Regions from separate parts of the Homo sapiens genome. Here region 2 is linked to region 1. Evidence: chromatin contacts called from ENCODE POLR2A ChIA-PET data. All regions are on one chromosome and are shown on one strand. Each heading gives the region's core, a stretch centred on a gene start or an enhancer-like site at or near the end of the contact. The rest is flanking DNA. Distances are from core to core; before and after follow the strand shown. Region 1 overlaps FAF1 (Fas associated factor 1). Region 2 overlaps FAF1 (Fas associated factor 1).

Evidence for each region. ChIA-PET counts read pairs that join two places held with the same protein, here RNA polymerase II (POLR2A).
Region 2: POLR2A ChIA-PET joins it to region 1 with 13 read pairs in T-cell. The contact joins two enhancer-like sites. POLR2A ChIA-PET finds 5 or more read pairs at or near these places in 7 of 52 experiments (AG04450, CD4-positive, alpha-beta T cell, Panc1 and 3 more).

Annotation. Positions count from the first base shown.
Region 1 is chr1:50,619,596-50,622,363 of GRCh38, forward strand. All of the region lies in intron 8 of FAF1 (Fas associated factor 1), which reads right to left. Among named protein-coding and RNA genes, the nearest start is that of FAF1-AS1, 180 kb to the left of the region's middle. Within about 2 kb of position 1,481, at least 9 of the 41 ENCODE cell types and tissues checked have a DNase peak (open chromatin) inside an H3K27ac peak, as active enhancers do.
Region 2 is chr1:50,665,824-50,668,705 of GRCh38, forward strand. The region is part of intron 7 of FAF1 (Fas associated factor 1); the gene reads right to left. Among named protein-coding and RNA genes, the nearest start is that of FAF1-AS1, 230 kb to the left of the region's middle. Within about 2 kb of position 1,598, at least 2 of the 41 ENCODE cell types and tissues checked have a DNase peak (open chromatin) inside an H3K27ac peak, as active enhancers do.

The DNA of each region.
Region 1 (2,768 bases), core at 231-2,730:
CTGCTGCTAATGGGGTTGTCTAGCCTGATTGGGTTCTCTCTGTATATGACTTGACCATTCTCTCTAGCTGCCTTTAAGATTTTTTCTTTTACATTGACCTTGGTGAATCTGATGAGTACATGCCTTGGGGATGGTCGTCTCATATAGTATCTAACCAGGGTTCTCTGTATTTCCTGGATTTGCATATCAATTTTTGTAGTGAGATTAGGGAAATTTTCATGGACTATATCCTCAAATATATTTTCCAAGTTGCTTATTCTCTCTCCTTCTCTCTTAAAAATGCCAATGAATAGTAGATTTGGTCTCTCTCTCTCTTTTTTTTTTTTTTTTTGAGACAGAGTCTTGCTCTGTCTCCCAGGCTGGAGTGCAATGGCACAATCTCGGCTCACTGCAACCTCTGCCTTCCAGGTTCAAGCGATTCTCCTGCCTCAACTTCCCAAGTAGCTGGGACTACAGGTGCCCACCACTACGCCTGGCTAATTTTTGTATTTTTAGTAAAGACAGGGTTTCACTATGTTGGCCAGGTTGGTCTCGAACTCCTGACCTCATGATCCGCCCGCCTCGGCCTCCCAAAATGCTGGGATTATAGGCGTGAGCCACCGTGTCCAGCCTAGATTTGGTCTCTTAACATAATCCCACATTTCTTGGAGGTTTTGTTCATTGTTTTAAATTTTTTCTTTATTTTTGTCTGAATGAGTTGATTTGAAGAACCAGTCTTTGAGCTCTGAGAGTCTTTCCTCCTCTTGGTCTATTCTGTTGTTCATACTTGTATTGTATTATGAAATTCTTGTAGTAAACTTAGCAGCTCTAGAAATTCAGTTTGGTTCTTTCTTAAAATGACTATTTCATCTTTCAGCTCTTGGATCATTTTGCTAGATTCCTTGGATTGGGTTTCAATTTTCTCCTGAATCTCAATGCACTTCGTTGACATCCAGATTCTCAATTCTGTGTCTGTCATTGCAGTCATTTTGGAATGGTTAAGAACCATTGTTGGGAAACTAGTGGACTTGTCTGGAGGTAAGGGGACACTGGCTTTTTCAACTGCGAGAGTTCTTGTGTTGATTCTTTATGTGTGGGTGAATTCTTGCACTTGGTTTCACAGGTGTATATATTAGCAGGATAATTTTTGTTTTTGCAGTTTGAGCTGCGATCCAGTAGATGGTGCTTAAGAGTAATGGCCAGTAGCTAGGCAAATATCCAGCCACATAGATCTTTTGTACTTTCTTGCATTCTCAGGTGTGCTCTGTGGTGTGGGAGGGGAGGAGATGGCTCCCTCACCAGGTCTGCTTCTGAGCCTTGGGGGTGCCCCCTCCAGTCACTGGCACTGTGCCTGCATTTTCTTTTGTTAGGTGTTCCGGGCCATGGGGCCCCCTCAGGCAGAGGCTGGAGCAGGGAGATATGCCGCACACTTTCCGGACCAGCCCTGTGGAGGGAGGCACACCCTGCTCCTACCCTAGTTCTCAGTCCTCTGATGGTGGGGGCTCCTCCCCTGCTCAAGTGTTGGTCTTAGATCTTGGCTCCATACTCCTAAGCTACATGCCACAGCCCTGGAAGTACCAGGAAGTCCCACAGCTCAGGGTGGGGTTATGGCTGTGCTGGGGTTTCTGATGTGCTCCTGAGTCACTGGGAAAATACTCAGGTGGAACAATGCACTCTGGCTGGGCTGCAAAGGGGGTGCTGTGTACACGCTCCTGCAAGGCAGCTAGGAATGGGCCTTCGCAGGAGCCAGTGAGCAGGAGGGCTTGCAGATATGCCCCAGTCTTACGGGGAAGTTAGCCCCGATCTTTCTTTTTTTCTTTTTTTTTTTTTTTTTTTTTTTTTTGAGATGGAGTCTCACTCTGTAGCCCAAGCTGGAGTGTAGTGGCGGGATCTCAGCTCACTGCAACCTTCGCCTCTGGGGCTCAAGTGGTTCTCCTGCCTCAGCCTCCCAAATACCTGGGACTACAGGGGCGCACCACCACACAGTTAATTTTTTTGTATTTTTAATAGAGACAGGGTTTCACCATGTTGCCCTGGGTGGTCTCGAACTCCTGAGCTCAGGTGATCCACCCACCTCGGCCTCCCAAAGTGCTGAGATTACAGGAGTGAGGCACTGCACCTGGCCCAGCCCCGATCTTTCTTAGGTTGGAGGTTACCTGGGGCCAGCACCTCCTAGAGGAAGATGAGGAGCCCTGGAGGGTGGGTGTCTATGGCTAATCTCTGCCAGAGCTGACCAGCACACAAAAGCTCCTGGGCTCCATGCCGACCACACTCCTGTCTGTCTTGCTCCCTAGAAAGATTCCCCTGCTGGCCAGGCACAGTGGCTCACGCCTGTAATCCCAGCACTATGGGAGGCCAAGGCAGGCGGATGGCCTGAGGTCGGAAGTTCGAGACCAGCCTGGCCAGTATGGTGAAACCCAGTCTCTACTAAAAATACAAAAATTAGCCGGGCATGGTGGCAGGTGCCTGTAATCCCAGCTACTCAGGAAGCTGAGGCAGGAAATCACTTGAATTCGGGAGGTGGAGGTTGCAGTGAGCCGAGATTACACCACTGCACTCCAGCCTGGGCAACAGAGCGAGACTCCATCTCAAAAAAAAAAAAATAAAAAGAAAAAAAAAAGAAAGATTACCCTGCCAGCTCACATGTCCATGGAGGATAAAGGGTCCGCCGTAGCTAGGCTGGTCTGTGGCAAGAGTGAGCTATCCCTCATTTCCTTAATACACCCCTTTCCCAAAAGCTATTCAGGGCCAAGAACTAGCACCAGCATTCAGATACTCCACACAAGGTT
Region 2 (2,882 bases), core at 348-2,847, 46 kb after region 1:
GTTTAAGTTATGTCTGTATAAGTATAGGTACATATGTATGCATACCATATGTATGCACAGAAAAAAGATCAGGCCAGGTGCAGAGGATCACACCTGTAATCCCAATATTTTGGGAGGTCAAGGTGGGCGGATCCCTTGAGGTCAGAAGTTCAACACCAGTCTGGCCAACATGGTGAAACCCTGTCTCCACTAAAAATACAAAAATTAGCTAGGCGTGGTGGTGCATCCTGTAATCCCAGCTACTCAGGAGGTGAGACACAAGAATTGCTTGAACCTGGGAGGCAGAGGTTGCAGTGAGCCCAGATCAAAAAAAAAAAAAAGACCAGGTGATCTGCCCGCCTTGGCCTCCCAAATTGCTGGGATTACAGGCATAAGCAACCGCGCCCGGCTGGACACTTTTTTTGTGTTGAGACAGTGTCTTACTCTGTCACCCAGTTGGAGTGAAGTAGGGCCATCACAGCTCACTGCAGCCTGGATCTCCTGGGCTGATAAGATCCTCCCAACTCAGCCTTCTGAGTGACTACAGATGCATACCACCACACCTGGGTAATTTTTAAACTTTTTGTAGAGAGGAGGTATCATTATTTTGCCCAGGCTGGTCTCAAACCCCTGGACTCAAGCAATCCTCCCACCTCAGCCCCCTCAAAGTGCTGGGATTACAGGTTGTAAGCCACTGTGCCCAGCTACCGGACACTTTTATAATTGTAACGTGTATGAATCTTCTATGAAACCATTTGCACTTAATTCTAAACAGTGGTCATTAAGTAGTAACAAGTGGGTGGGGTGCAGTGGCTCACGCCTGTAATCCCAACACTTTGGGAGGCTGAGGTGGGCGGATCACCTGAGGTCAGAAGTTTGAGACCAGCCTGGCCAACATGGTGAAACTCCATCTCTACTAAAAATACAAAACTTAGCCAGGCATGGTGGCACACATCTGTAATCCCAGCTACTCGGGAGGCTGAGGCAGGAGAATCGCTTGAACCCAGGAGGCAGAGGTTGCAGTGAGACGAGGCCACACCACACTGCACTACAGTCTGGGTGACAGAGTGAGACTCCATCTCAAAACAACAACAACAACAACAAAAACTAGTAACATGTGATCAACTATGGGCAAAGCCCCTCTTATGAGAGCAAATGAGCCTTTCCACAGCTGCTGTGCTGCAATGGATAATGCAGTTACAGTCTGTCCACTTTGTACTTTTAAGTGCTGTAGAGGAAGAACAACTGCCAGAACAAATAGCAACTTGTTATTGTTTCAACAATTGAATGCTTCACAGAAAGGGGGCAGAGTTCCTGGTGTCACACACATCTGAGAAAGATGGCAAGATAAAAAATTTCCAAGGAAAATAAATCAAGGAAAAAGGAGAAGAGCATATAAAAATAGTTAAACTTTATCATGAGAGTTACCAAGGCTCTTCCTCTTATACACTTTTGGCCAATGCCTTCTGAGTCTCCTTCACCCCTTACATTAGTAAGGATTTTAGCTGGAATAAAAGAATATGAAGATATTCACACTATGGGCCTGCTACTTCTACTTGGCCAATGGACAGTAAATCAATTATGCCCTATCCTGTTATTCTAGTTTTCTCTCTCTCCACAGTTGGGCACTCTTGCCAACTCCTCTTCTATGCTTTTGATCTGGACAAGTGAAACTCTTATCAGAAACAGCTGTGTCTTATTTGTAACCTTTGTAAGTTCTAAACTAAAACTGCGTCTATAAGGAAGACAATGTAAAACAGTGCCATTAATCTACTCTGCCCACTTGTTTTTTATAGAATTGCACTTCCTTTTTATTTCATGTGATTTAAAAAACACAAGTGCACACATGCGCAAACACAGACAAATTAAGCTACTTGCCTAAATGTCATTCACTTAGTTAATGTCTAGGTCAGAACAATAATGCGGATTTTTAAAATTCTTAATCCATTTTCCTTTTCTTCAAGAAAAAAGATTTTTTTTCCTTGAAGAAAAGACCATTGCTTCTACAGCAAGCTTCAAACTTTTTAAAATGCTGACAATGTTAATGCTTTTGGCAAAGAACCATCTTTATATTTTGATAATGACTATATCCCTTCCCACTCTGGTAGCACCACGCTGATGCTCAGACGTGATGTGATGTTTATGTTTGCTTTGCTGTTTTCTGTTGCCCATCCAGGCCTTTGCCTTTCTCTGAGATGTGAAAAAAGTGGTGGGAACCATCAGCAACAGAACCTCAGTCTATAATCAGGTCTCTCATAATTTTATCTTTTCTAGTTAACAAAAAAATGCAAAAAACAAAGACAACAAAGGGACTTAGTGTTGGGGTCTGCCATGAATACTAAAGTGGCCTGGGGGTGTGGCTCATCAAGTGAAAATAAACCATTCAAGTCATCCACATCAAGAAGAAAGTTTGGGAACAACTAGGCCAGTGTTTGCATTTGGGGCCCTGGAGTCAGGAGAGTTACATTTCTCTTCTCTCTGCATAACTAACGCACCAAAGACAACCTACTTAACCTCTCCTTTAGGAAATATTAAGTAAGCTCCTCCAAAGAACAGCCCTGAGAGATACTTAAAAGTGTGTCTGGTCAGGTTATCTGAGTCTAACTTGCTACTTTGCAAGATCAGCTTTCAGCATTACTCTCAGAGATTTGTAGGCAGGAGGGCAGAAAGCCTATCTTAAGAAAAGTAGCTGCCTTGGCCATGAGCAAAGTTATAAGAGTAAAGTCACCAAAATTACACACCTAGTTAAGTTTAGGTGAATACAGTAGAGTTGGAAACTGGCTCCAAATGACAATTTAATTAAATCGTATCAAATGAATTGACACTATGAAAGAAAGTCTACTACTGCACACCAAACCCTAAGGACTGATGCTGCCAATGCTCAAAAGCTCCATACGACTGGC